Regions from separate parts of the Homo sapiens genome. Here region 1 is linked to region 2. Evidence: chromatin loops called from intact Hi-C (ENCODE). Cell type or tissue: dorsolateral prefrontal cortex. All regions are shown on one strand. Links, peaks and the distances in the headings refer to the core of each region. The heading gives the core; the rest is flanking DNA.

Region 1 (14,897 bases), core at 3,860-11,859, 200 kb after region 2:
GTTTACCACAATTTTTAAAAAAAGCTCTATCAAAAAATCTATTTAGGATTTTTATTGGGATGAGCATTTGTTTTACTCTAGGATTTTTTTTTTTTTTTTTTTTGAGACGGAATTTCACTCTTGTTGCCCAGGCTGGAGTGCTATGGCACGATCTTGGCTCACCACAACCTCTGCCTCCTTTGTACTTTTAGTAGAGATGGGGTTTCTCCATGTTGGTCAGGCTGGTCTCAAACTCCCGACCTTAGGTGATCCCTGCCTGCCTTGGCCTCCCAAAGTGCTGGAATTACAGGCGAGAGCCACTGTGCCTGGCCTACTCTAGGATTTTTAGGATGGAGGAAACCCATTCAATGATTAGGAGAGACAAGAGGTGGAAATAAAGGTTGTATTACTTAGGGGTCCTGGGTAGGGAGGGCATGGCACTTCCAGAGGCCACAAACACACATATACACACACACACACACACACACACACACACACACACACACACACACACAGGTCAGGGAGAGCTTTTGCAGGGAGACAGAGGGGAAGCAACCAGTGTGACAATGCCGTGATTAGGTCCAGGGTGTTATCCACACAGGTTTCCCTCAGGGAGTTTTAATTGGTGGGTTTCATGGAAGCAGGCGTGAGTCTCAGGAGGTCAGGCTGTGACTGAGAGGTGGTCACTGCACCATATCTGCAGTCCGTGTAAGATGTGGATGGGTGGTGTGGGGGCCTGCAGAGCCAATCAATAGGCTGTGTCCAGCTGCCCCATAGGCAGGTGGTCATCGGGGGGAAGTTGGATAAAGCAGATCTGGATCAACCACATTGAGGAACTAGGAGCAGGTGGGGAACTGGAAACTGTGTCAAGGCTGACTGAGCCCTGTTTTTGGAAGGAGAGTCAAACATATTCAGAAAGGGGCTGACGCAACACAAATTAGAGGAATTCACTACAGCATTCGATTTATAAATTCATTTTGGAAGAAATAGCCTTTCTGAAATACTGAGTGTTTTGGGGGGAAACTCATCCTGTGTCTTTCTTTATTCAGATCTTAGTTAAGCATGGGAGATTTACCCATATTCTTCTTACGACTATTCTTTAATGTTTAAAAGCTTTTCTTGCCCTGTGAACAGGGTTTGTTTTCTCCTGCGTTTGCAAATACTCGTTACTTCAACCAAACAAAGCTGCTCCTTTTATAGAGAAATCTTGCTGTGAGCTCTAATTACTCCTGAAGTTAAGCCTCTAGAACTTCCTAGATACGTGATTATGGCTTCAAACTACAGTCAGCTTTGACTCTTGCTTTCAATATATTTATAGGTCTTATTTATTTATTTATTTATTTCTGTCTCTCTTTTTTTTTTTTTTTTTTTTTTTTTGAGACGGAGTCTCGCTCTGTCTCCCAGGCTGGAGTACAGTGGCGCGATCAAAGCTCACTGCAACCTCCGCCTCCCAGGTTCACACCATTCTCCTGCCTCAGCCTCACAAGTAGCTGGGACTACAGGTGCCCGCCACCAAGCCTGGCTAATTATTTTTGTATTTGTAGTAGAGACGGGGTTTCACCGTGTTAGCCAGGATGGTCTCGATCTCCTGACCTCGTGATCCGCCCGCCTCAGCCTCCCAAAGTGCTGGGATTACAGGTGTGAGCCACCGCGCCCGGTCTTTTTTTTTTTTTTTTTTTTTGAGACAAGGTCTCGCTCTGTTGCCCAGACTGGAGTGCAGTGGCACAGTCATGGCTCACTGCAGCCCCAAACCCCCAGGCTCAAATCCTCCCACTTCAGCCTCCCAAGTAGCTGGAACTACAGATGTGCACCACCACACCCGGCTAATTTTTGTATTTTTTGTAGAAACGGGGTCTCCCTATGTTGTGGAGGCTTGTCTTGAACTCCTGGGCTCAAGCAGTCCTCCCACCTTGACCTTCCAAAGTGCTGGGATTCACAGACGTGAGCCACTGTGCCTGGGCTTCTTTTTATTTTCTTACTGCATTGGGAAAACAGCAAGAGGGCCATCTTTATTTTGTTCTTGACTTTACCAAATGCAGTTCTCATATTTAATTATTAAGGAGTTTCTGTAGGATTGTGGAAATTGCCCCTTATCCCACCAGTATCAGGCAGCTAGGGGCTGTTGTAAGCAACTACCATGAACTGGGAGGCTCCAAACAATGCTAATTTATTATCTCACAGTCCCGGAGGCCAGAAGTCTGGAATCAAGGTGTCAGCAGGGCCATGTTCCATCTGAATCATGTAGGGGAGAATCCTTCCCTGCCTCTCCCTAGATTCTGGTGATTGCCTGTTGGGAGCCGAAAAGGCCAAAGGGATCGTGACCAACTCAGCATTCCACTGGAAGCTGTATGATCAAACAGCAAAGTGTTTATCATGAACGCAGGATGTGGGCAAACTCACGACTGCGCCTACCGCCAGAAGGTTTGCTGAGGGCAATCACTCCCTGGCACCACGCTCACTGGGGTTATCTACTGGGACATCTAGAGCCTATTGCTCGAAGAATGCAGCCTTGCAAGCCTGCTGTAAATCAAGCCGCTGACTGACAACCACCCCCCGCCCCCATCTCCTTTACCCAATAAAATGCAAAGGGGTCTAAAGCTCAAGGTACTTGTTCACTAGAAAGAAGCAAGGAGCCCCCCGACCCCTTCTTCCAAATATACTCTTTTGTCTTTATCTTTATTCCCACATTCATCATCCTTTGTTCAGTCCAACAGGGATGGAATCCGTGGCAAAGTGGCGACCCAGAACAGGGACTTGAGGACGTTGCAAAGTGGCTTCTGAACACAGAGACCGGAGGACGTGAACGAAGAAGGTCGGCTGGAGCAGAGGAACCGAAAACGACAAGATGAATGGGGACCCCGAGACAAGCCTGCCAGCAGCGGATATAAGGTCAGTGCCCTAAAGAAGTACTGGGAACGGGAAGTTTTCTGAATCAGGGTAACATGCGGCAGAATTTGTCTGTTGAAGAAAAACATGTGCACTTGCTTCAAGTTCTGTTGAGACAGTCTGGAGCTCAGGTTAATTCGCAGATACTAACCAACCTCCTGCAGAAGCCACAAATGGTTATTAACGCATAACCCATGGTCTCCACAGGCAGGCACTCTTGATGTGGAAAACTGGAACAGAGCGGGAGAAGGATTGAAACATGCTCATCAAAAAGGTCTTAAAGTTGATTCTTCTGCTTTCTGTACTTGCAGTCTAATTCGTACTGTACTTATGCCGTTATCTCCTTATTATTCTGCGGGACAGCAGGCTGAGTCTAAAAATCTGAAAGAATCTGTTGTCCCACCCACAGCTTCAATTGAAAATAAAAAACAGGAGAGGGAGGATAAAAATTGGCCTATACTGCCTCCTCCAGTTGCAGAAACATCTGTGCCGCCTCCTTCGGTAGCAGGAATAGAGACCCCAATACAAAGAATTTTACGCTCTGCTGCCATAGCTGGAGAGCCCTCAGGACCTTGTGCTTTTCCTATTTCCGTAAGGCCCGATTCAAATAATCCACAGCAGTTTATTCATGAACACACCCCACTAGAGTTTAAGTTGTTGAATGAATTAAAAACCAGTGTAGTTAATATCGGGGTACAGAGCCCATTCACTTTAGGATTGCCAGAATCTGCATTTGGTGCTATGCGTCTTCTACCCTTTGATGTAAAACACTGGGCTCGAACTTGCTTGTCTGCTAGTGCATATCTGACATGGAATTTAAATGGGCAAGAAATGTGTACAGACCAGGTTAGACAGAATCGTGCTGCTGGACACGGAGACATCGCAGAGGATATGCTATTGGGTAATGGCCCTTATTCAGACCTGGAACATCAAATGGAACTAAACGCGCCTGGGCCACAATTCCTGAAGAGGGAGTCCCAGTACAATCCTTTTTACCTTTCATGGAAGGGTCACAGGAGCCCTCTGCACAATTTCTTGCAAGATTACGAGAGGCAGTGAAGTGTCAGATTCCTCATGCCACTGCCGCAGAGGCGCTAACCTTAACTTTAGCTTCTGAGAATGCAGACGCAGATTGTAAACGTGCACTGGCACCCGTGAGGTGTACTAAAAACTTGGGAAATTTTCTCAGAGCTTGTCAGGATGTAGGAATTGAGCTTCATCGCTCTGCAATGTTAGCGGAAGCAATGGCTGATTTAGTAGTTGACAAATCTAAAAGGAGCCAAGGATTAAGCCCTCAAGTGGGAAAATGTTATAATTGTGGAAAAACTGGACATTTTGAAAAAGAATGCCGCCAGATCTCAGGACAGAGAGGACCTTATAATGCAGTACCCCCCCCCTCAGTGGAAAAAACGCCAGGACTTTTATTTACTTTTATTTACCCAATAAAATGTGAAGGGCTTTAAAGCTCAGGGCCCTTGTTCAGTAGAAGCAAGAAGCCCCCGACCCCTTTTTCCAAATATACTTTTTTGTCTTTATCTTTATTCCTGCATTTATCATCCTCTGTTCACTACAACAGGGATCAAGGTCAGTGACAGTTGCCGACAACCTTTGGCATTCCTTGGCTTGCAGACCCTTTGCTCGACTCTCTGCCTCTTTTGTCACGTGGCTTTCTTCCCTCTTGCCGTTTTACATAATCTTCTCTCTGTACCTTTCTCCTCCTCATATAAGGACATAGTGATACTGGATTAGGGACCACTCTCATGACCTCACCATAATGTAGTTACATCAGCAAAGACCCTATTTCTCGGCTGGGCACAGTGGCTCACGTCTGTAATCCCAGCACTTTGGGAGGCCGAGGCAGGTGGATCACCTAAGGTCAGGAGTTCGAGACCAGCCTGACCAACATGGAGAAACCTTGTCTCTACTAAAAATACAAAATTAGCCGGGCGTGGTGACACACACCTGTAATCCCAGCTACTCAAGAGGCTGAGGCAGCAGAATCACTTGAACCCGGGAGGCAGAGGTTGCAACGAGCCGAGGTCTTACCACTGCACTCCAGCCTGGGCAACAGAGTGAAACTCCATCTCAAAAAAAAAAAAAAAAAAAAGACCGTGTTTCCCAATTTTAAAAGTCACATTCACAGATACCAGAGGTTAGGCATTCAGCATGTCTTTTTGGGAGCTATAAATCAACCCACTAAACCACGGACATCTTTATTTGTTCTTCATTTTACCTAAAATGTTTCTCATATTTTAGTGTTATGTAAGATATTTCTGTAGGATCCCAGAAATTACCACTTCTCAAATTAAGAAAGCTTTATTCTGTTCTCTCTTTATTAAGCATTTAGTTTTTGTGCCTGTCTTCATTTTTAAATGAATAATGGGTATTGAATAGATATATCTCATAAATGTAATGTAGAGAGGACAAAAACAAGTTACGGAAGGATATAGACCATGTGGTAACACTCCTGTAAAGTTTTCAGATGTGCAAAACAAACCAGCATAGGTCAGGCATGGCAGCTCATGCCTGTAATCCCAACACTTTGGGAGGCTGAGGTGGGTGGATCACCTGAGGTCAGGAGTTCAAGATCAGCCTGACCAATATGGTGAAACCCCGTCTCTACTAAAAATACAAAAATTAGCCAGGTGTGGGGGAGTGTGCCTGTGGTCCCAGCTATTCAGGAGGCTGAGACAGAAGAATTGCTTGAACCTGGGAGGCAGACGTTGCAATGAGCCGAGATCGTACCACTGCACTCCAGCCTGGGTAACAGAGTGAGACTTCTTCTCAAAAAAAAAAAAATCCAAAATATTGTCCTTGGGTACATGCATAATTATTTTAAATAGGATAAACACCAAGTTTGGGAGGGCAGTTACCTTGGGGAGGGGAATAGGAGCAGGGTGGGGTACAAGGGACCTCCACTCTATTTGTTATGATTTGTTACGTAATGATGCTTTACTTTTAAGGTGATCTGAAATACATGAAGATGTCAAAACTTGAAAAAGCCGAGTGAAAGGCATAGCGTTTATATTTGTTTCTACAAACCTCTTTGCATGCTTCGTAATAAAAAAGCAAAGCCAAAATTCAGAGCGACAACCAATGTGCCACATGCCCTTTGCAGTGGGCTGGCTTCCCTGGTTACAGCAACCCTCTCATCTCTGCAGAGAATGGAAACCAGAGTGGTCATGGCCTTGGAGCTGAATCTTGTGACTTTCACCTTCTTCCCACATTTGTCCAAACCTCTTGTCCCTGCTCTTCAGGTCCTTGTGTGATGTGACCCAGCTGACACCCTAGCCCCAGATGACTGCCCCTGAATTAGTCTCAGCTTCTCCAACCTGTTCCCTTATCCTCTATTCTTGCATGTGCTGATACCGTATTGAGAACGTTCTTTAATGTTATTTATCTCCTCTGGAATAATTCTGACTCCCTCCTCAAGCATCACCTCCTCCAGGAAGCCCTCTCGGATCCTCCAGGCTCAGCCAGTGTCTCCAGTGGTCCTCACAGTCTCCTGTACTTCCCAAGCTCATCATATTGTCTTCAAATTCCGTGGTTACATGTTCCCCACTCGCCTGAGAAACAGGCCTCCCTTCCTTGTCCTGGGCCAGGGATAGATGTGGAGGTCTGCTGCCTCCTTCTAGGACCTCTCTTCCGCTCTCAGTTACCCCGCAGCGAGGTCTGGGCACAGGACATTGATGGGCAGCCTTCTGGCTTCCTCACTAAGCTGGACAGCTCCGCCCTGGCTCGCCAAGGCAGCTTCAGCCACAGGTGTATCCAGCAGAGCCTCTATCTCCTCCATAAGGTCTGATGAAACACTGCCATCTAAATCCTTTCCCCAGAACACATTCCTATGGTTGCCCTGGACAGAGATTGTGCAATCCTTGCAGTTTTTCTGATTTCCTCCCTTTGAGCACCTGTCCCTAAAAGCCTCAGAATGAAGAGGGCGTGCCCTCCAAAAAGTTCCTGCCCTACGGTTAAGCCTGCTGCTAAGTCAGCTTTCAGCGCTCCGTTTCTGATGATGAAAGCAAGATGAGTCAGATGGTTTGGGAACAAGGGAACTTCTAGAAAGAAGAGTCTAGGAAGCTAAGTTTTGTTAACCCTTCAGCGTCTCCTAAGCACTGCTAACTTTTAATGTTTAACCCTTCCTCCTCCCTCTGTACCATAGACATCCATTCTGATGTGTTTGATACATGCCCTTACATTAGTTTTTTAAGGAAAATATGCTTACATTTGCCTTTCTTATTGCTATAAATTTATGGGGTACAGGTGTAATTTTGTTGCATGCATAGATTTCATAGTAGTGAAGTCATATCCTTAATATTTATACATACTTGGAGTGTGTGTGTATGTGTGTGTGTGTGTGTGTGTGTGTGTGTTATTGAATCAAATCATTTCTGCTTCTCCCAGCTCTAGGCTACTAAGAATCTGGACTGCTGCTGCCTGTACAACTAGTTGATTACGATTTGTTTCATGTGTGTACTCACTACACTTTACTTACTCTTTGCCTGCTCAGGGTCTTGTAGGTTACCCCCAACTCTGCTACTGTAAACAACACTGTGTTGAACATCCTTGTAAATGCCCTTGGAGAAACCTTCTCTAAAAAGTATCTCTTTTTAAAATATCAGAGGGTATATGCCACCTGTATTTCACTACATACTTCCAGACTGTTTTCCAAATTACTGAACTAATTTATACTTCCACCAGCAGTGAGCAACAGTTCCCACTTCCTCACATCTTCACCAACACTTAATACTATGCATCTTTTTAATGGTTGCATTTTAATTGGTATAAGGTTGTACCTCATTATTTTTTCTACAATTAAGTAGACATTAAACTTTCCTGAAATATGTGCTCAATCTTTGGCTTCTTCTATGAATTGCCTTTTCATTCCCCTGGCCCATTTTTCAATTGATTTTTGTGTGTGGGTGTTTCTTTGTTTGTTTTGTTTTGTTTTTTGTTTTGTTTCTTGGGACAGAGTCTTGCTCTGTCACCCAGGCTGGAGTGCAGTGGCACAATCTCAGCTCACTGCAACCAACCTCTGCCTCCCGGTTCAAGCAATTCTCCTGCCTCAGCCTCCAGGGTAGCTGAGATTACAGGCGCCCACCACGCCTGGCTAATTTGTATTTTTAGTAGAGACGAGGTTTCACCATGTTGGCCAGGCTGGTCTCGAACTCCTGACCTCAGGTGATCCACCTGCCTCAGCCTCCCAAAGTGCTGGGATTACACATGTGGGCCACTGCGCCTGGCTGGCCCTTTTATGTTAATTCTTCTGACCTCTGGAAACATTAGCTATCTTTATCCAAATCCTTTTTACAGTATTCTCTAATTGAATTTAAATTTTTTTCTCTGCAGATATGTCCTGTGCATTTTTTTTATTTTTATTTTACAGTCTTCCTCTATTACCCAGCTAGAGTGCAGTGGCACTATCATAGCTCACTACAGCCTGGAGCCTCGAACTCCTGGGCTCAAGTGATCCTCCCACCTCAGTCTTCAGAGTAGCTGGGACTACAGGCGCATGCCACTACATTTGACTAATTTTTGTATTTTTTGTAGAGAGGAGGGCCTCACCATGTTGCCCAGGCTGGTCTTGAACTCTTGGGCCCAAGCGATCTACCCGCCTCAGCCTCCCAAAAGGCCGGGATTACAGGCATGAGCCACCGCACCTGGCCTCTGGTGCATTCTTTATTGATTCTTAGATACACGATAATTTGAGTTGCTATTTTAGAGGCTTTATTTTTCATTAACTTTCTAGTTTGTTGTTTCTATTAATTTTAGTAATGTAATCACTCTGTGCAAATGCTCTTCGTAGTTGCAATCTTTACATTTATTCCTCTATGTAGGTGATAATATTTTTTTTTTTTTGAGGTGGAGTCTCGCTGTGTCCCCGAGGCTGGAGTGCAGTGGCGCGATCTTGGCTCACTGCAAGCTCCGCCTCCCGGGTTCACGCCATTCTCCTGCCTCAGCTTCCCGTGTAGCTGGGACTACAGTCGCCCGCCACCATGCCCGGCTAATATTTTGTATTTTTAGTAGAGACGGGGTTTCACCTTGTTAGCCAGGATGGTCTCGATCTCCTGACCTCGTGATCCGCCCACCTCAGCCTCCCAAAGTGCTGGGATTACAGGCGTCAGCCACCGCGCCCGGCTGGTTATAATATTTTAAAATACCTGGCACATGGCAGGTATTCAATGTTTGTTGAAAGAATGCATGAACATTGAGAGTTTTTGATGAACCTGAGATGGTTCTGGGTAGACATGCGTAACTTCATTGTTTCTCGGTGTTTCTTTGAGAGAAGCCCCGTCACTGTACTCTTTTCAGGGTTGGTAAAAGAAAACTGGGGCTTCTAGGCTGGCCGCCGTGGCTCACACCTGTAATCCCAGCACTTTGGGAGGTCAAGGAAGGCGGATCATCTGAGGTCACGAATTCGAGACCAGCCTGTCCAACACGGTGAAACCCCATCTCTACTAAAAATACAAAAATTAGCCAAGCGTGGTGGCACGCACCTGTAATCCCAGCTACTTGGGAGGCTGAGGCAGGAGAATCGCTTGAACTTGGGAGGCGGAGGTTGCAGTGAGCCGAGATTGCATCACTGCACTCCAGCCTGGACAACAAAGGGAGACTCTGTCTCAAAAGAAAAAAAGAAAAAGAAAGTTGAGGCTTCCTGAAGCTACACACTGCACAGCCCCATCCGCCACCCACCAAGTGGTAGAGTCCTGCAGCTCAGCAGACCACCTCCTCAACAAAACCTCTGTTTGCTCTCTTCTGGCACAGAGGGAGTGAATCAAGGTCAGGTTCAGACCCAGCCTCTGAGGAGGGACCTGAACTGGCCTGGGGAGCTACGCCTTGGGGGCTTTCTCAGGAGCCAGCAGGGGTTACAATTTGGTCGGGTCCAGTGTGTCCCTCTCAGGCGGAAACCCAGCCCCAGGCCCATAAGAGAGGGGTCCAAGCTCCAAAGAGAAGCCTCCAGCACCAGCCTGGGGATGGAGCTGCAGCGACGAGGACCGGGAAGCTGGAACTACCTCACCCCGAGCCCAGCTCAGCCCAGCCCAGCCCAGAAAGGGCCCAACCCTGTGATTGGTCCAACCCTGTGATTTGTCCTTGGGTCCCTGTTGCCAGGAATCCAGGCCAAGAAAATGAGAAGGAAGGAAGGGAGTGCGTAGGTCCAGTGAGGACGAGGGTGAAATTTATATCTCTGCCCAGGTCTCGGTGCCTGCACCGCCATAGACACCACCAGGTACAGCAACTGGGGCGGGAGCTACGAGGAGGTCCCCGGAGGTATGAGCAAGGAGACTGCCCCATCCCTGCCCCGGTGTCTGGGGTTTGATGGGGGAGGGGAGGGAAGAGCCAAGACGGGCCAGAGTCGTGGGTGCAAAAAAAACAACACAGAGCCAGTTGGACCAGGGGCCAATTCCAACTCTGCCACTTAGAAGCTGTGTGACCATAGGCAAGTTACTTAACCTCTCTGAAACTCAGTTTCCTGAGAGGAACCCAGGCCTCTAGGGCTCAGTCCTGGGGGACCCAGCATGCCGTCCTTGTTCTGCCAGGGCACTGGGGACGCTGGGTGCACTGGAGCCCGAGACCCCTCTTCCTGGCCATGGCTGTCCTGGTCGCCAGTACTGTGGGCTGTGATTCTGAGTATCCTATTGTCCAAGGGTGAGTGACCCTCAATGGGGAGGGGTTGCGTCTGGCCCCCCTGGGGACACAAAACCCCCACTGCATGGCGCACCAACTGCGCCCTGGCGTCTTGCTCGCGTCTGAGCGTGAGCAGAGTGTGTGTACATCTTTGGGCCGTTTGCAGTCACGCGTGTGCACATGGCGTGCACGTATGTGTGCGAGTCCCCACGCGTTTGTCTCCCATCGGCGTGTGTGCACATAGTGTGCGCTATATGCCTGCCTGCCCGCCCGCTCTGTGGTCCCGAGTCGGGGGACCCCGCACCCCCCGGGCAAGGGAAGGATTTCCGAGTCCCTGGCCTTGCCTGCAGGAGCCTCTCTCCGCAGCCTCCACGGAGCGCGCGGCGCTGCTCGGCTGCCAGGACCTGCTGAGGACAAACGGTGTGTGCAGAGCCGGGCGCCTGGGCGCCCGGGGCGTGTGCGGCGGGAGCGTCTGAGACCCCAGAGATGGAGTCCTGGGTGCGTGGGGGCCCTGTGGTCCCTGAGTCTGGCCACGGGGTGTGGAAGGGAGTCCCCTGAGTCCTCCCAAGTGACCCGGCGGGCATGCGTTTTGGGATGGGGGTCGTTCCAGCCTCGAAGCAGACGGCGGCGCTGGGTGCCCTGGAGGAGGAGGTGGGAGCCTGCCACAGCTGCTGTGAGGGGGCGCGGCCCAGACTATGGGCGCAAGGGTGGGGTCTTGTGGCCGGGATGGGAGGGGGGCCGGAGGCGAGGCCTGCGGCGAGTGGGGCGGCGGGGGGCTGGTCTCCGAAGTCCCGCCCCATCCTCGCCTCCCTCGCCCCTCTCACCCCGCGGCTCCCAGGCTCGGGGACGCAGGCGCTGCTGCAGACCACGAGCGCGGAGCTTGGGGAGGCGCAGGCGAAGCTGATGGAGCAGGAGAGAGCCCTGCGGGAACTGCGTGAGCGCGGTGAGGGCCCGACGCGACCCCAGCCCTGAGCCCTGGCCGCGTCCCCCGACCCCGACCCCGACCCCGTCCTGAGTGCTGACCCCTGACACTGATCATGCACCCCGTCCTGACCCTGACGCTGCACTCTGACCTTGACTGCCACTCCTAGCGCCGGCCACACCCGGACCCTGCCCAGGTGTAACCGTCCTTGACCCTGTGCCATCCTGGTGGCTGGCACCGAGGGTACAATGACCACGGACAGGGGTCCTGACCTTTAGCTAGTCCTGACCTTGAGCCCAACCAAAATCCCCATTCCCTTGACCCCGCAGTGACCCATGGCTTGGCTGAAGCCGGCAGGGACCGCGAGGACGTCAGCACCGAGCTGTACCGGGCGCTGGAGGCCGTGAGGCTGCAGAACAGTGAGGGTGAGGGGGGGTAGGAGGGGGTGCGGTGTAAGTGGACCCTGCCCGTGTGCGTCGCCGGACCCCCTCTTTGACCTTGGCCTGGTCCTGTGGCTCCACCCCTGAGCCCGTGGGGCCAAACCCCTACCCCCTGCATCCTCTTGGTGCGCTCTCCCTGGAAGCACTCGACCTCTCTGACCCTTGCCACCCTACAGGTTCCTGTGAGCCGTGCCCTACGTCGTGGCTGCCCTTCGGGGGCTCCTGCTACTATTTCTCTGTGCCGAAGACCACGTGGGCAGAGGCGCAGGGCCACTGCGCCGATGCCAGCGCACATCTGGCGATGTAGGGGGCCTGGGGGAGCAGGTGCGCAGGAGGAGGCGGCGTTCACCCGAGGGGGCGTGGCCGGGCGGTGGGGCGGCGCCGGGGGAGGGGGCAGGACGGGTCTGACTCTGCAGGCTCAGGTGTCTCCTCCTTTCTAGGACTTCCTGAGTCGTGACACTAGTGCCCGTGAATACTGGATCGGCCGCAGGGCCGTGCAACACCTGCGCAAGGTTCAGGGCTACTCGTGGGTGGACTGAGTCCCACTCAGCTTCAGGTAGGGGAAGGGCTCCTGGTGAAACCTGGGGGCCACAGGTTAGACTCTAGAGGACATGTTTTGAGGCCGAGGTGGGCGGATCACCTGAGGTCAGGAGTTCAAGACCAGCATGGGAAACGTGGCGAAACCCCATCTCTACTAAAAATACAAAAAATTAGCCGGGCGTGGTGGCACACGCCTGTAATCCCAGCTAACCCTGGATGCTGAGGCACGAGAATCACTTGAACCCAGGAGGCAGAGGTTGCAGTGAGCCGAGATTGCGCCACTGCACTCCAGCCTGGGAGACAGAGTTAGACTCCGTCTCAAAAAAAAAAAAAAAAAAAAAAAAAAAAAAAAAAAAAAAAAAAAAAAGTCATGCTTTGGCCAGATCTCAGGGACCCCTTGGCTGGGGCTCCATGCTTAGGGATGGGCAGGCTGGACCCTAGGAAGTGTCCTTGGGTTAAATTCTGGGCGTTAGTAAGTTATATCCCAGGTGTATACTCAGGTTAGACACTTGGGGTGTCTAGCGTAGACCCAGGCAATAAACAGGCTAGAGCCTGGGAAGGAAGTGGGGGCCCCGGGTCCATCCCTAGCTTAGATTCCCAGCATCACCCCCCGCCCGGCCATTCAACCACTGCAGCCACTGGTTACAGGGGGAACGCAATGAATTTTGGGGGTGCGAGGCCTGTGTCATGATTCTGGGCATGGGGCTGTGGATAGACCCACCACGTGATGAGAAGGCTGGCCGGATCTGTCAGCAGAGGCACGGTGCTGACCCCGCCCGGTGCCCCAGAGCCGTGCCCAGTGCCCAAAGGGGTGCTGTGCACCATCCCGGCTACTGGAACCCACTGCCAAGGATTTTCTTTTCCCCATCCACCACTGCTGAGAACCAATCGGCCAGGCCCAGCCCTGTCCGGTGCCTGCACTCTGGGACCTCTGCTCTGACTTCATGCAAACCTAACCTAACCTTCACTGGCTCCAAAATCTCCATTTCTGGATCCCAGTGGTCTGACCCCACCTCTCCTCCTAGCCAAGGTCAGGCAACTGAGGAATGGAGCTATTTGGTTTTCCTGCACTTTCCCGCAAAGGGGAAAATGGTACTTCCTGCAAAGCTCTCTTTGCAGCCTGGGGGAGCATCAATAAAGGTTTGAGAAATGGATCCAGGCTCCTGGCTCTGGTGAGCTCTTATTTATTTATGTATGTATTTATTTATTTATTTATGTAGAGATGGAGTCTCACTCTGTCACCCAGGCTGGAGTGCAGTGGCACAATCTCAGCTCACTGTAACCTCCGCCTCCCAGGTTCAAGGGATTCTCGTGCCTCAGCCTCCCAAGCACCTGGGATTACAGGCGTGTGTCACCATGCCTGGCTAACTTTTTATTTTTTAGTAGAGACAGGATTTCACCATGTTGCCCAGGCTGGTCTCGAACTCCTGGACTCAAGTGATCTGTCTGCCTCAGCCTCCCAAGTAGCTGGGATTAGAGGCATGCACGACCCCACCTGGCTCAATTTTGTATTTTTTATAGAGATGGGGTTTCACCATGTTCCCCATGCTGGTCTCAAACTCCTGAGCTCAATCGATCCACCCACCTCAGCCTCCCAAAGTGCTGGGATTACAGGTGTGAACCACCATGCCCGGCCCTCTGGTGAGCTCTTCTAAGCTTCATCCCAGAAGCCCTGGTGTAAACCTTGTGAGTGACCCCTGATCTCTCTAAGTGACCTCATAGTCCTATGATGCTTCCAAACCCAGTGGGTAACCTGCACTAGGCCAGGAGGGCTTGAAGGTAGGGGCAGTTGTCCACTCAGCACTGTTAAAATTCTCAGCCCCCTGGCACAGAGTGTGGTTCAGAGGGTTCTGGGGACACAGGAATGGGTCAAACCCAGTCCTTATCCCCAGGACCTCCACATTCTGGTCTAGCTGGGCACAGGAACATGATCCGTGCATGGAGCGGGTAGCTGATGGGCATGGGGGAGCCACTTTTTGTTGGGGTCCAGCCTCAACACTACCCGTAGGTAGCCAAAGTCCAGTGGTGACAAAGAATGAGAAAAGACAAATTAAGATTTTAGGCCTGGCGCGGTGGCTCATGCCTGTAATCCCAGCACTTTGGGAGGCCGAGGCGGGTGGATCACGAGGTCAGAAGATTGAGACCATCCTGGCTAACACGGTGAAACCCCGTCTCTACTAAAAATACAAAAAATTAGCCAGGTGTGGTGGCGGGTGCCTGTAGTCCCAGCTACTCAGGAGGCTGAGGCAGGAGAATGGCGTGAACTCGGGAGGCGGAGCTTGCAGTGAGCCGAGATTGTGCCACTGCACTCCAGCCGGGGCAACAGAGTGAGACTCTGTCTCCAAAAAAAAAATAAAGATTTTAAAGCTGGTCCAGGGGGCCATTTGCCAGAGTGAAGGCTGCAAAACACCCAGAGCTCTGGTTGCCTGACAATTTATTGAGAACGGTCTTTTGATCTAAGAAGCGGCTGGTATGGGATGAAACGGTGAAGGAGGGGGAGTGTACGT
Region 2 (14,897 bases), core at 4,016-12,015:
AAAAAAAAAGCCAGGCATGGTGACTCACACCTATAATCCTAGCCCTTTGGGAGGCTGAGGTGGGTGGATCACCTGAGGTTGGGAGTTCGGGACCAGCCTGGCCAACATGGAGAAACCCTGTCTGTACTAAAAATACAAAAATTAGATGGGCGTGATGGCGCATGCCTGTAATCCCATTTACTCAGGAGGCTGAGGCAGGAGAATCGCTTGAACCCAGGAGGTGGAGGTTGTGATAAGCTGAGATGGCGCCACTGAACTCCAGCCTGGTCAACAAGAGCCAAACTCCATCTCAAAAAAAAAAAAAGATATTGATTTTTAAATTTTTCAATTCCCAATTATTCATTGTTATCGTGTAGAAATACAGTTTAGTTTTATATATAGACCTTGTATTCTACAACTTCACTAAATCACTTACTGGATCTAGTAGGTTTTTTGTACATTCATTCTGATTTTTTGTGTAGATGATGTTTTATTTTTCTTTCTTTTCATATATGTTCGCTATCATCTTTCTCTTCTTTCCAAGTCTGTGTGCTTTTTATTTCATTTCCTACCTTATTGCACTGTCTGGGACTTCCAATACAATACTGAATAGAGGTAGTAAGAACAGACATCCTTGGCCAGGCATGGTGGCTCACGCCTGTAATCTCAGCACTTTGGGAGGCCAAGGTGGGCGGATCACCTGAGGTCAGGAGTTCGAGACCGGCCTGGCCAACAATGCGGAACCCCGTCTCTACTAAAAATACAAAAATTAGCTGGGTGTGGTGGCATGTGCCTGTAATCCCAGCTACTTGGCAGCCTGAGTTGGGAGAATCGTTTGAACCTGGAAGGCAGAGGTTGCAGTGAGATGAGATCGTGCCACTGCACTCCAGCCTGAGGGACAAAGCAACAACACCCTGTCTCAAAAAACAAAACAAAAACCAGGCTGGGCGCGGTGGCTCTCGCCTGTAATCCCAGCACTTTGGGAGGCCGAGGTGGGCAGATCACGAGGTCAGGAGATCGAGATCATCCTGGCCAACATGGTGAAACCCCGTCTCAACTAAAATACAAAAAAAAAAAAAAGAAGCCAGGCAAGGTGGCACGCGCCTGTAATCCCAGCTACTCAGGAGGCTCAGGCAGGGGAATTGCTTGAACCTGGGAGGCAGAGGTTGCAGTGAGCTGAGATCGCGCCACTGCACTCCAGCATGGCGACAGAGAGACTGTCTCAAAAAAAAAACAAAACAAAACAAAACTGGACATCCTTACCTTGTTTCCAATCTTAGGATAAAACATTGAGTCTTACTATTAAGTATGATATTAGCCATGTTTCATGTATTTCTTTGTTTAATCTCTTAATTTGGCAATTCCATTGATTGATTTTATTTTATTTTATTTATTTTTTTGAGACAAGGTCTCCCTCTTATCCCCCAGGCTGGAGTGCACTGGCGCGATCTCAGCTCACTGCAACCTCCGCCTCCCGGGTTCAAGCGATTCTCCTGCCTTGGTCCCCCGAGTAGCTGGGATTGCAGGTGCCTGCCACCACACGCAGCTAATTTTTTTATTTTTAGTTGAGACGGGGTTTCACCATGTTGGCCAGGCTGGTCTCGAACTCCTGACCTCAGGTGATCCACCTGCCTCAGCCTCCTAAAGTGCTGGGATTACAGGCATGAGCCATCACACCCGGCCACTTTTTTTTTTTTTTTTTAAACAGAGTCTCTCTCTGAGCCACCTTGCCCAGTCCCATTGATTGATTTTCAAATGCCGAACCCACCTTGTATCCCTCGGACAAATTCCACTTGATCAGGACATGTTTTCCTCTTTATATACTCCTGGACTCAATTTGCTAATATTTTGTGATGGATTGTTTGTATCGATGTTCCTGAAGAATATTGGTCTGTACTTTTCTTTCCGGGCATGGTGGCAGGTGCCTGCAATCCCAGCTACTCAGGAGGCTGAGGCAGGAGAATCGCTTGAACCAGGGAGGTGGAGGTTTGCAGTGAGCCAAGGTTGTGCCATTGCACTCCAGCCTGGGTGACAAGAGCAAGACTCCATCTCAAAATAAAATAAAGGCGTAGTGGTTTTGCATTTTGAGGAACTTGTCTATGTCAGGTAAATTGTCAAATTTATTGCCACAGAGTTGTTCATAAAATTTCCTCATTATCCTTTTAATGTCCATAGGGACTGTAGTGATATCCCCTCTTTTACCTCAGTGTGCAAATGCTTTTCAAGCCTCTGCTTCTCTCACATTTTCTATTGTCCCATTGGCCAAAATAAGTCATATGGCCAAACCCTGAGTCAGCATGGGAGGGGACTCCCCAAGGGCGTGGATACGAGCAGATGTGAACAAACCGGGAATTATTACTTCTACAATCCACCACACGAAGTCCCTCCCTGTGGTAAGTTTCTGCCCCTAAGGGACAGATTTGTTCACATTAGTTGCTTGGTGATTTATTCATATATATTTATTTATATATTTATTAATATGTATTTATTTATATATTTATTAATATATATTTATTTATATATTTATTAATATATATTTAACAAATACATTAATAAATATATGTTAATATATTTATTATAAATAAGTTTATAGAAATATATATATATGGCCAGGCCAGGCGCAGTAACTCACACTTGTAATCCGAGCACGTTGGGAGGCCGAGGTGGGTAGATCAATTGAGGTTAGGAGTTCGAGACCAGCCTGACCAACATGGAGAAAGCCCGTCCCTACTAAAAATACAAAAGTAGTCAGGCGTGGTGTCGCATGCCTGTAATCTCAGGTACTCGGGAGGCTGAGGCACGAGAATAGCCTGAACCCGGGAGGCGGAGGTTGCAGTGAGCCAAGATTGCGCCATTGCACTCCAGCCTGGGCAACAAGAGCGAAACTCCGTCTCAAAAAAAAAAAAAAAAAATTAGCTGGGCATGGCAGTGGGCACCTGTAATCCCAGCTACTTGGGAGGCTCAGCCAGGAGAATTGCTTGAACCTGGGAAGCAGAGGTTGCGGTGAGCCAAGATCGCACCACTGCACTCCAGCCTGGGTGACACAGCGAGACTCTGTCTCAAAATGAAATAAAATAAAATAAGTAATAAAATAATAAACTCTATGACGACTGCAAGTCACTTCACACCTTGAAAATGATGTTTACATCTAGGATATATATATAGACAAGGTCTCACTGTTTTCCAGGCTGGCGTGCAGTGGCGTGATCACGGCTCACTGGAGCCTCAAACTCTTGGGCTCAAAACATCCTCCTGCCTCAGCCTCCTAAGTAGCTACAGAGGTGCTCCACCACACCCTGCTAATTTTTTAAATCTTTTGTAGAGATGTGGGTCTCCCTTTGTTGCCCAGGTTGGTCTCCAATTCCTGGGCTCAAGCGATCCTCCCGCTTTGGCCTCCCAAAGTGCTGGGATTACAGGCATAAGCCACTGCACCCAGCCTTAGGATACATAACTTAGTAGAGAAGTTGAGAAGTGAGGAGAGCATACTGAAAGGTAAGTCAGGGTGATGGGGGCTCAGAAAGTACCAGAAGGGCCAGGAAACAGATTCCACAAACATCAATTGAGTATTTACTGTATGCATGAATCTGCTAAAGGAATAACTGTGTGGTCAACAGAGCTGGAAAATATGGCTTTTCTCAATAATGAGCTCCCTGTTCACAGAAAGAATCAAGGATAGGCTGAATTTTGTGAGCTCCGGGGAAAGGTTTGGACTAGCAGATGTTTAAGGCTCTGTTCTTTTGGAATAGTCTATAATTCCACAACAGGGATAGTGTTTGGGGGAAAGATAGAAGGTGGACAAGAAACAGAAAATGAGGACACTGGCTGGGCGTGGTGGCTCACGCCTGTAATCCCAGCACTTTGGGAGGCCGAGGCGGGTGGATCACCTGAGGTCAGGAGTTCGAGACCAGCCTGGCCAACATGGTGGCCAACGTGGTGAAACCCCATCTCTACTAAAAATACAAGAATTAGCTGGGCATTGTGGTGGGTGCCTATAATCCCAGCTACTTGGGAGGCTAAGGCAGGAGAATCGCTTAAACCCGGGAGGTGGAGGTTTCAGTGAGCTGAGATCACGCCACTGCACTCCAGCCTGGGTGACAGAGTGAGACTCTGTCAGAAAGAAAGAAGGAAAGAAGGAAAAAAAGAGAGGAGAAAGAAAGAAGGAAGGAAGGAAGGAAAGAAGGAAAGAAAGAAAGAAAGGAAGGAAGGAAAGGAAGGAAGGAAGGAAGGAAGGAAGGAAGGAAGGGGAAGGAAGGAGAAGGGAAGGGAAGAAAGGAAGGAAGGAAGGAAGAGAGAGAAAGAAAGAAGGAAAGAAAGAAAGAAAAAGAAAGAAAGAAAGAAAAAGAAAGAAAAGGAAAGAAAAGAAAAGAAAGAAAGGCAGGCCAATAGGCCAGGTGTGGTGGCTCACGCCTGTAACTCCAGCACTTTGGGAGGCCAAGGTGGGTGGATCACTTGAAGCCAGGAGTTTCATACCAGCCTGGCCAACATGGTGAAACCCTATTTTTACTAAAAAAATTAAAAAAATTAAGTTACCCGGGCATGGTGGTGGCTAACACTTGTAGTCCCAGCTACTTGGGAGGCAGAGGCAGGAGAATGGCTTGAACCTGGGAGGCAGAGGTGGCAGTGAGCCGAGATCGTGCCACTGTACTCCAGCCTGGGTGACTGAGGAAAACTCCGACTCAACAAAACAAGACAAAAAACCAACAAAAAAGAGGACACCGAAGGAGGAAGGATGGGAGTGCAGGAGAGAACCGCTTGGGAGAGGAGAGAGGAAAGGGATGCTGGATAGGCAGACCCCAAAGTTTGCGCTTAGCCCGGGAGGGTTCTTGGCTTCACCGAGGAAATAATTCAAGGGTGAGCTGGTGGTGTAAGTTTTACTGAAGTGACAGCAGTAGCAGAGGTTCTGCTCCTGGCAGAGCAGGGCTGCCCCATAGGCAGGGAGCCCAGAATAGCAGCTGAGAGGCAGTGCTGCAGTGAGACTTATACCTACTTTTAATTGCATGCAAAGGAAGGGGCAGATTATGCAGAAATTTCTAGAAAAGGGTGGTAACTTCTGGGTGACTGCCATGGAAACGGGTGGTAAGTTCTGCGTGTTGCTATGGCAATGGTAAACTGACATGGCACACTGGAGGGCATGTCTTAGGGAGAGGTGCTTTCACCTGTTCCCCGTTTCAGCTAGTGTTTTTTGTTTGTTTGCTTTTGGGGGACGGAGGCTCACTCTGCTGCCCAGGCTGGAGTGCAGTGGTGTGATCTTGGCTCACTGCAGCCTCTGACTCCCAGGTCAGCCTCCCAAGTAGCTGGGATTACAGGTGCCCACCACCACGCCCATATTTTCAGTAGAGATGGGGTTACCTCATCTTGGCCAGGCTGGTTTTGAACTCCTGACCTCAGGGGATCCACCAGCCTCAGCCTCCCAAAGTGCGGGGATTACAGGCATGAGCCACCGTGCCCAGGCTGTTTCAGCTAGCCTTCAGTCTGGTCCAGGCTCTTAGCCCCATCTCGGGAGTCCAGTCCTGCTTCCTACCTCAAAAGGAGTGATGTGGCCACCAGGTGCGGTGGCTCACACCTGTAATCTCAGCACTTTGGGAGGCTGAGGCAAGTGGATCACCAGAAGTCAGGAGTTTGAGACCAGCCTGGCCAACATGGTGAAACCCTATCGCTACTAAAAATACAAAAATTAGCTGGGCGTGGTGGCGGGTGTCTGTAATCGCAGCTACTTTGGAGACTGAGGCACGAGAATCACTTGAATCCAGGAGGCAGAGGTTGTAGTGAGCCAAGATCGCACCACTGCACTCCAGCCTAGATGACAGAGCAAGATTCTGTCTCAAAAAATAAAACAATTAAAAAAAAAGAATGGATGGTGGGTGATGATGCAGAGAGGTTTAGGAGGGGAGGTTTTAGGTAAAACCTCCCTCACTGACTCCTCTCACTGACTTCTTCATCGGACACCCTCTTTCCTGCCTTCCCACACACATACCGCTAAGACTGTCTTCCCCGAGGTCACTATAGGACGCCGTGTCCCGAGATCCAATGCAACCACCCACTTCTTATCTCACACAGCCTCCAGGCCAGCCCAAGACACTGGAGACTACTCCCACCTTCCCAAAGCCTTTGTTCCCTTGTTAGTTTGATTTCCTCCCTCCCTGGAAGCTCAGAGCCTCCTCTTTCTCCTCCATCCCCTCCCAGGGCCACATCCTCAACCCATGTCTCACATTCCATGGAGCTTCATTTATATCACTGGCACACCTGTATTCCCAATCTATGTTTGTTGGTTTGTTTTGAGTCAGAGTCTTGCTCTGTCCCCCAGGCTGGAGTGCAATGGCACCATCTCGGCTCACTGCAACCTCTGCCTCCTGGGTTCAAGCGAGTCTCCTGCCTCAGCCTCCTGAGTAGCTGGGATTATAGGTGTGTACCACTTTTTTGTATTTTATTTTATTTTATTTTTTCGAGACAGGGTCTCACTCTGTCTCCCAGGCTCGGGTGCAATGGCATGATCTCGCCTCACTGCAACCTCCACCCACCTCCCAGGTTCAAGTGATTCTCCTGTCTCAGCCTCCTGAGTAGCTGGGATTACAGGCATGCACCACTATGCCCAGCTAATGTTTGTATTTCAGTAGAGACGGGATCTCACCATGTTGGCCAGGCCAGTCTTGAACTCCTGGCCTCAAGTGATCCACCCGCCTTGGCCTCCCAAAGTGCTGGGATTACATGTGTGAGCCACCACACCCAGCCTTGTATTCCTACTCTTGACCATGACTTGGAGGGTCTGGATCTGCAGAGCCCAGAAACTCCTGCACCGTGTAGTCTTGGTACACGGAGGTATCATGAAACCCCAAAGTTTGTATGTGATTTGCTTTTTCCTGTGTATCTGCATGGTTGATAAGGACAAGAAGATACCACAGTTTCAGAGGATGATACAGACATTCATTTGTGTTGGGCTCCTGTTGGCTTCACCAATATCAAAAAAGCTTCCAGCTGGGCGTGGTGGCTCATGCCTGTAATGCCAGCATTTTGGGAGGCCATGGCAGACTGTTAGTTTGAGCCCAGGAGTTTGAGACCAGCCTGGACAACATAATGAGACCCCATCTTTTTTTTTTTTTTTGAGACAGAGTCTCGCTCTGTCACCCAGGCTGGAGTACAGTGGCGCAATCTCAGCTCACTGCAAACTCTGCCTCCCAGATTCAAGCGATTTTCCTGCCTCAGCCTCCTGAGTAGCTGGGACTACAGGCGCCTGCCACCACGCCCGGCTAATGTTTTGTATTTTTAGTAGAGATGGGGTTTCACTGTGTTAGCCTGGATGGTCTTGATCTCCTGACCTCGTGATCTGCCTGCCCCGGCCTCCCAAAGTGCTGGGATTACAGGCTTGAGCCACCGCGCCCGGCCGAGATCCTATCTTTAAAAAACAACTTAGCCGGGCATGGTGGCACCCACCTGTGGTCTCAGCAACTTGGGAGGCTGAGGTGGGAGGATCGCTTGAGCTTGTAAGGTCGAGGCTGCAGTGAGCTATGATCGTGTCACTGCACTCCAGCCTGCGAAACAGAAACCCTGTCTCAAAAAGAAAAGAAAAGAGCAGCTGGAGCCCCCTTATCTCTGCACGTCTCCCCCACTCTCAATCACCTTGGTCTTTTTTTTTTTTTAATCTACCAAAGTCACTTTCTCGCCTCTGTCTGCCCAAACACCTCCTTCTACCAGAGGGAGGGAAAGGAAGTTTCTTCCTATCAAGGACATATAAATGACGGAGAGCACACTTGAAATAATGTCTCTCCCTTGACCTACATCAGTAGTGAGCATCTGCATGAATGTATTGATGTGTGTGTGCACGTGCGCAGATGTTCGCGTTAATGCATGCAATTCTGTGGGTATTACTGGTTACCTTTGTAAATATTTGAGTATGTATTTGTGGATATTATCTATATTTTATTTTATTTTATTTATTTTGACACAGAGTCTCGCTCTGTCACCCTGGCTGGAGTGCAATGGCGAAATCTCAGCTCACTGCAACCTCCGCCTCCTGGGTTCAAGCGATTCTCCTGCCTCAGCCTTCCAAGTAGCTGGGATTACTGGCGCGCGCCACCATGCTGGGCTAATTTTTTGTATTTTTAGTAGAGACGGGATTTCACCATGTTGGGCAGGCTGGTCTCAAGCTCCTGACCTCAGGTGATCCGCCCACCTTGGTCTCCCAAAGTGCTGGGATTACAGGCGTGAGCCACTGCGCCCGGCCCACCATTATAGTGTCATACAGAGTAGTTTCGTTGCCCTAAACATCCTCTGCATTCCACCTACTCATCTGTCCTCCCTCTTAACCCTTAGTAACCACTGAGGTTTTACTATCTTCATAGTTTTGCCTTTTCCAGAATGTCGTGGAGTTGGAGAAGTACACAATAAGTGGCCCTTTCAGACTGTGTTTTTCACTTAGCCATATGCACCTAAGTTTCTTTGATGTCGTTTCACAGCTTCAGAGCTTTTTTTTTTTTTCGAGAAGGAGTCTTGCTCTGTCACCCAGGCGGGAGTGCAGTGACATGATCTTGGCTCACTGCAACTTCCACCTCCCAGGTTCAAGTGATTCTCGTGCCTCAGCCTCCTGAGTAGCTGAGATTACAGGCAAGCGCCACCACGCCCAGCTAATTTTTGTTTGTTTTTGTTTTTGAGGCAGAGTCTCGCTCTGTCGCCCAGGCTGGAGTGCAGTGGCACGATCTTTGCTCACTGCAAGCTCCACCTCCCCGATTCACGCCATTCTCCTGCCTCAGCCTCCCGAGTAGCTGGGACTACAGGCGCCCGCCACCACGCCTGGCTAATTTTTTTTTTTTTTTGTATTTTTAATAGAGATGGGGTTTTACCATGTTGGCCAGGGTGGTCTTGAACTCCAGGCCTCAAGTGATCCACCCACCTTGGCCTCCCAAAGTCCTGGGATTACACACATGAGCCACCGCGCCGGCCTTTTTTGCTTTTTGTTTCAAAGAGCGATAGGGTCTTGCTGTGTCACCCAGGCTGGAATGCGGTGGTGTGATCATAGCTCACTCCTCTCACTCTTTTGGGGATCTTGTGTATTGGTGGAGGTGCCTGGGCCCGCTCTCATCATCATGTGGTAAAGATGACAAATTTCTGGCCTCCTTGGTGGCCCTCCGGGATGTGAAACTCAACCTGTCCAAGACGAAACTCATCCTCCCCACCCAGCCTGGCCCCTCATCTCCTGTCCCCATCTCAGCATGCAGCACCACCATCTACCTGCTTGCGAAAGGCAGAGATCTGGGCATCTTCCAAGACTCCGCCCTCCCTCTCCTGGCCGCCTGTTCCCATCCACCAGCAAGCCCTGCCAATTCCATCTCCCAACACATTCTGCACCCGTGCGTGCTCCCCGGCCCCAAAGCCACACCCTGGGGCTGACCTCGTTACTGAAGCCTCTGTGGTCTACCTGAAATTGTCTTGGCAACACCGGGTCCCCTAAGGGCAACCTGAAGCTCACAGATGTGCATGGGTTTTTCTGGACCGAGCTTTCAGGTTTGATTTTGTCATCCGTATGTACGCAGTTTTCTTTCTTTCTTTCTTTCTTTCTTTCTTTCTTTCTTTCTTTCTTTCTTTCTTTCTTTCTTTCTTTCTTTCTTTCTTTCTTTCTTTCTTTCTTTCTATTTTTTTTTTTTTGAGACAGAGTCTTGCTCTGTCACCCAGGCTGCAATGTAGTGGCACAATCACAGCTCGCTGCAGCCTCCGCCTCCCGGGTTCAAGCGATTCTCCTGCCTCAGCCTCCTGAGTAACTGGGATTACAGGTGTGCACCACCATGCCCAGCTTACTTTTTTCTATATTCTTGGTAGAGATGGGGTTTCACCATGTTGGCCAGGCTGGTCTTGAACTCTTGACCTCAAGTGATCCGCCTGCCTCGGCCCCCCAAGGGGCTGGGATTACAGGAGTAAGCCACTGAGCCCAACCTGTTCATGGTTTTTAAGGGGACGATGATTCCTCCTGCTGGGGGACATTTGGCAATGTCTGGAGACATTTTGGGTTGTCACAACTGGAGGGGGCTGCTAGTGGCATCTGGTAGGTAGAGACCAAGGGTGCTGCTAAACTTCATGCAATGCACAGGATGGCCCCCACAGCAAAGAGTTATCCAAATATTCTACATCTCAATAGTGCCGTGATCAAGAAAACCTGTACTTGTACTACCCGAAGTGTGAGCTGCAGACTGCAGCTGGTCCCCAAGCTGTTGATTTCCCATTTAGATGAGAGAGTCCAGAAAAAAAAAGCTTTCAGAATCTTTATTTTTATTTATGTTTTTTGAGACGGAGTCTCACTCTGCCGCCCAGGCTGGAGTGCTGTGGCATAATCTTGGCTCACTGCAACCTCCGCCTCCCAGGTTCAAGAGATTCTCCTGCCTCAGTCTCTGGAATAGCTTGCACCACCATGCCTGGCTAATTTTTGTATTTTTAGTAGAGACAGGGTTTCACCATGTTGCCCAGGCTGGTTTCAAACTCCTGACCTCAGGTGATCTCCCTGCCTCGGCCTCCCAAAGTGCTGGGGTTACAGGCATGAGCCACCGCACCCTGGCCAGCTTTTAGAACCTTTAAAGGCTGGGTACAGTGGCTCATGCATGTGATCCCAGGACTTTGGGAGGCCGAGGCAGGAGGATCGTTGGAGCCCAGGAGTTCTAGTGCAGCCTGGCAACATAGCGAGACCCCATCTCTGCAAAATAAAAAATAAATTAGCCAGATGTGGTGGCACATGCTTGTGGTCCCAGCTGCTTGGAAGGCTGAGGTGGGAGGATTGCTTGAGCCTGGGAGGTCCAGGCTGCAGCAAACCATGATCACACCACTGCACTCCAGCCTGGGTGACAGAGTGAAGCACTCCAGCCTGGGTGACAGAGTGAAACCCTCTCTCAATAAATAAATAAATAGAATCATTATAGTAATTTCACACAGTAATTTTATGACAGCTGGGCTCATGTTCTGCATGCCTTTTAAATTCCTTCCTGTATTAATAGAATTTTTTATTTTTTTATTTTCATTTTCTTTTTTTTTTTTTTTTTTGAGATGGAGTTTCGCTCTCGTTGCCCAGGCTGGAGTGCAATGGCGCTATCTCGGCTCACCACAACCTCCGCCTCCCAGGTTCAAGAAATTCTCCTGCCTCAGCCTCCAGAGTAGCTGGGATTACAGGCATGCGCCACCACGCCCGGCTAACTTTGTATTTTTATTAGAGACGGGCGTTTCTCCACGTTGGTCAGGCTGGTGTCAAACTCTCGAACTCAGGTGATCTGCCCGCCTTGGCCTCCAAAAGTGCTGGGATTACAGGTGTGAGCCACCGCGCCCGGCCTTTTATTTTCATTTTCTTGGAGACAAGGTCTCACTCTGTTGCCCAGGATGGAGTGCAGTGGTGCGATCACAGCTCACTGCAGCCTCCAACTCCTGGGCTCAAGTGACCCTCTCACCTCAGCCTCCTGAGTGGCTGGGACTACAGGCTTGTGCCACCATACCCAGCTAATAGACTTTTTAAAGAACAGTGTTAAATTTTCAGAAAAATCAAGTAGATGGTACAGAGAGTTTGAGTACACTCATTCTCCCCCAACACATACACAATACAATTTCCCCTTTTATTAACATCTTACACTGGTATGGCACATTTGATACAATCAATGAACCAATTTTTTTTTTTTTTTAAGTCAGAGTCTCGCTCTGCTGCCCACACTGGAGAGGAGGGGGTGCGATCTCAGCTCACTGCAATCTCCGCCTCCCAGGAATGAACCAATATGGATACATTTTTAGTAACTAAAGTCCATTCTTCATTCAGTTTCTTCAGCTTTCCCTTAATGCCCTGTTTCTGTCCCAGGATCCCATGCAGGATTTCACATTTATTTATTTGAGACAGAGTCTCACTCTGTCACCCAACCTGGAGTGCAATGGCGTGATCTTGGCTCCCTGCAACCTCCACCTCCCAGGTTCAAGCAATTCTCCAGCCTTAGCCTCTCAGTTCCTGAGAAACTGTCCCAGTTGAATGGAAGGAGAAGTGATGACTAAATGTCATGTGAGGCCGGGTGTGGTGGCTCACGCCTGTAATCCCAGCACTTTGGTAGGTGGAGATGGGCGGATCACCTGAGGTCAGGAGTTCGAGACCAGCCTGGCCAACATGGTGAAACCCCGTCTCTACTAAAAAGACAAAAATTAGCCAGGCTTGGTGGTGTGTGCCTGTAATCCCAGCTACTCAGGAGGCTGAGGCAGGAGAATCACTTGAACCCAAGATGCAGAGGTTGCAGTGAGCCCAGATCTCGCCACAGCACTGCAGCCTGGGTGACAGAATGAGACTTTGTCTCAAAAAAAAAAAAATAGCCAGGTGTGGTGGCACCCACCTGTAGTCCCACCTACTCAGGAGGCTGAGGTGGGAGGATTGCTTGAGCCTAGGAGGTGGAGGCTGCAGTGAGCTGTGATCGCACCACTGCACTCCAGTCTGGGCAACACAGCAAGACTGTGTCTCAAAATAAATAAATAAATAAAAGTACATACTAACAACATAATTTCTGACTGTCAAGGTTGTCTTTGACTGTCTGCTGGAGTAGTGTGTTAGGTTTCTCCACTGTAAAGTTATTCTTTTTTTTCCTCTTTCCTCCTTCCATACTGTGATCTTTGGAAGGAAGGCACCCCGTGTAGCTTACACCTAAGGATTGGAGAGTTACGTTCCACTCCTTGAGGGCAGAGCATCTACATGAATTATTTGAAATTCTTCTGCAGGGGAAGAAGTCCCTCATCCCCTATTATGAAATTATGTGCTCCTTTTTTTTTTTTTTTTTTTTTTTTGTTGCCCAGGCTGCAGTGCACTTATGCAAACACGGCTCACTGCAGCCCCAACCTCCCACTCTTAAGCAATCCTCCCACCTCAGCCTCCTGAATAGCTGGGATTACAGGTGTGCACTGCCACACCCAGCTAATTTCTTTAATTTGTTTTATTTTTAGTAGAGATGGAGTTTCGCTATGTTGTAAAGGCTGGTCTGGAACTGCTGGCCTCAAGCGATCCTCCCGCCTTGGCCTCTCAAACTGCTGGGATTACAGACGTGAGCCACCATGCCTGGCCTGCTCATTTCTTGACATCAGCATGGACTCACAAATATTCATTTTATATTTCGGATTATAATCATCCGACGTCATTTTTTTTTTTTTTTTGACAGGGTCTCTCTCTGTCACCCAGGCTGGAGTACAGTGGTGCAATCATAGCTAACTGCAGTCTCAAACTCCTGGGCTCAAGGGATCCTCCCGCCTTAGCCTCCCAAGCAGCTGGGACCACAGGCATGCACCGCCATACCTGGCTAATTTTTAAATGTTTTATTTTTCAGCCTGGGCAACATGGTGAAACTCCATCTCTACTAAAAATACAAAAACTTAGCCGGGCATGGTGGCACGCACCTGCACTCCCAGCTAATCAGGAGTCTGAGGCACGAGAATCATGTGAACACAGGAGGTGGAGGTTACAATGAGTTGAGATCTTGTCACCACACTTCAGCCTGGGTAACAGAGTGAGACTTCACCTCAAAATAAATAAATACATAAATACATAAATAAAAATTTAAAAAAAAAGAATGGGGCCGTGTGTGGTGGCTTACACCTGTAATCCCAGCACTTTGGGAGGCTGAGGCGGGCGGATCACCTGAGGTCATGAGTTCAAGACCAGCCTGGCCAAAATGTTGAAACCCCATTTCTACTAAAAATACAAAAATTAGCCAGGCATGGTGGCGTGCGCCTGCACTCCCAACTACTCGGGAGGTTGAGGCACGAGAATTGCTTGAACATGGGAGGCAGAGGTTGCAGTCAGCTGAGATTGTGCCACTGCACTCCAGCCTGGGTGACAGAGTGAGACTCCATCTCAAAAAAAAAAAAAATGAAGAAGTGGTGCTTTACCAGGGAGAGTCTGGGCAGCAAAACACCCTCCGGCGTCTCCTGGCATTGCTCCTGGCTGCACTCCAGGGACAGTGCCCTTCCTTGAGCACCAGCTTGGTCCTTCCCCAGGGCCTTTGTCCTTGCCAGTTGCTCTGCCCAGAATGCTCTTCTCCCATCTGCTTCTTTTCATCGCCCCATTCCCTGCCCTACCTCTCCCTCCTCCTCGAAGAAGCTTGCCCAGACAACTGCCCTAGCAAAAGCAGCTCCCACCCTGACTGTCACTAGCTCCTTTGCTAGACTGTGTGATTGTCCCAATATTTTATCCCTAGGTGAAATGATCTTTTTCTTTTCTTTTTTTTTTTTTTTTGAGACGGAGTCTCGCTCTTTCGCCCAGGCTGGAGTCCAGTGGCACGAACTTGGCTCACTGCAACCTCCGCTTCCCAGGTTCAAGTGATTCTCTTGCCTCAGCCTCCCAAGTAGCTGGGACTACAGGCGCGTGCTACCACACCTGGCTAATTTTTTTGTATTTTCAGTAGAGATGGGGTTTCACCATGTTAGCCAGGATGGTTTCCATCTCCTGACCTTGTGATCCACCCGCCTCGGCCTCCCAAAGTGCTGGGATTATAGGCATGAGCCACCGCGCCTGGCCATGAAATGATTTCTTTCACTCGTATTAGTCTATTGCATCTAAATGCAACTGTCATGAGGCGCAAGGACAGGGATGGCCTTTGGCATGCACAATATTTGTTTTTTGTTTTGTTTTGTTTGTTTTTTGAGACGGAGTCTCGCTCTGTGCCCCAGGCTGGAGTGCGGTGCGCGATCTCAGCAAACTGCAACCTCCGCCTCCTGGGTTCAAGAAATTCTCCTGCCTCAGCCTCCCAAGTGGCTGGGACTACAGGTGTACACCACCACGCCTGGCTAATTTTTGTATTTTATTTTATTTTATTTTACTGAGACGGAGTCTCGCTCTGTTGCCCAGGCTGGGGTGCAATGGCATGATCTTGGCTCACTGCAACCTCCGCCTCCTGGGTTCAAGCGATTTCCAGCTAATTTTTGTCTTTTAAGTAGAG

The links. Hi-C counts contacts between places; a loop is a spot of excess contacts. Peaks named below come from ENCODE experiments on the same cell type or tissue, not always from the same donor. Only the 100,000 strongest peaks of a DNase experiment are listed, where the experiment ranks them.
Region 1: it touches region 2 in a loop (1.9-fold over the local background); 8 of 110 quality-filtered maps call a loop at or near these places.

What each region holds. Positions count from the first base shown.
Region 1 is chr19:7,777,470-7,792,366 of GRCh38, forward strand. It overlaps LOC105372263 (a long non-coding RNA gene), which reads left to right. Exons shown (of 5, transcript XR_001753858.2): 3 at 2,686-2,868; 4 at 3,073-3,139; 5 at 6,027-7,715. It also overlaps the pseudogene CLEC4GP1. Among named protein-coding and RNA genes, the nearest start is that of CLEC4M, 22 kb to the left of the region's middle. In dorsolateral prefrontal cortex, for the core only: no CTCF peak of the experiment used is centred there; no DNase peak of the experiment used is centred there; H3K4me3 peaks cover 1,428 bases; H3K27me3 peaks cover 2,531 bases.
Region 2 is chr19:7,573,359-7,588,255 of GRCh38, forward strand. No RefSeq gene overlaps it. Among named protein-coding and RNA genes, the nearest start is that of CAMSAP3, 15 kb to the right of the region's middle. In dorsolateral prefrontal cortex, for the core only: no CTCF peak of the experiment used is centred there; a DNase peak (open chromatin) is centred at 8,953.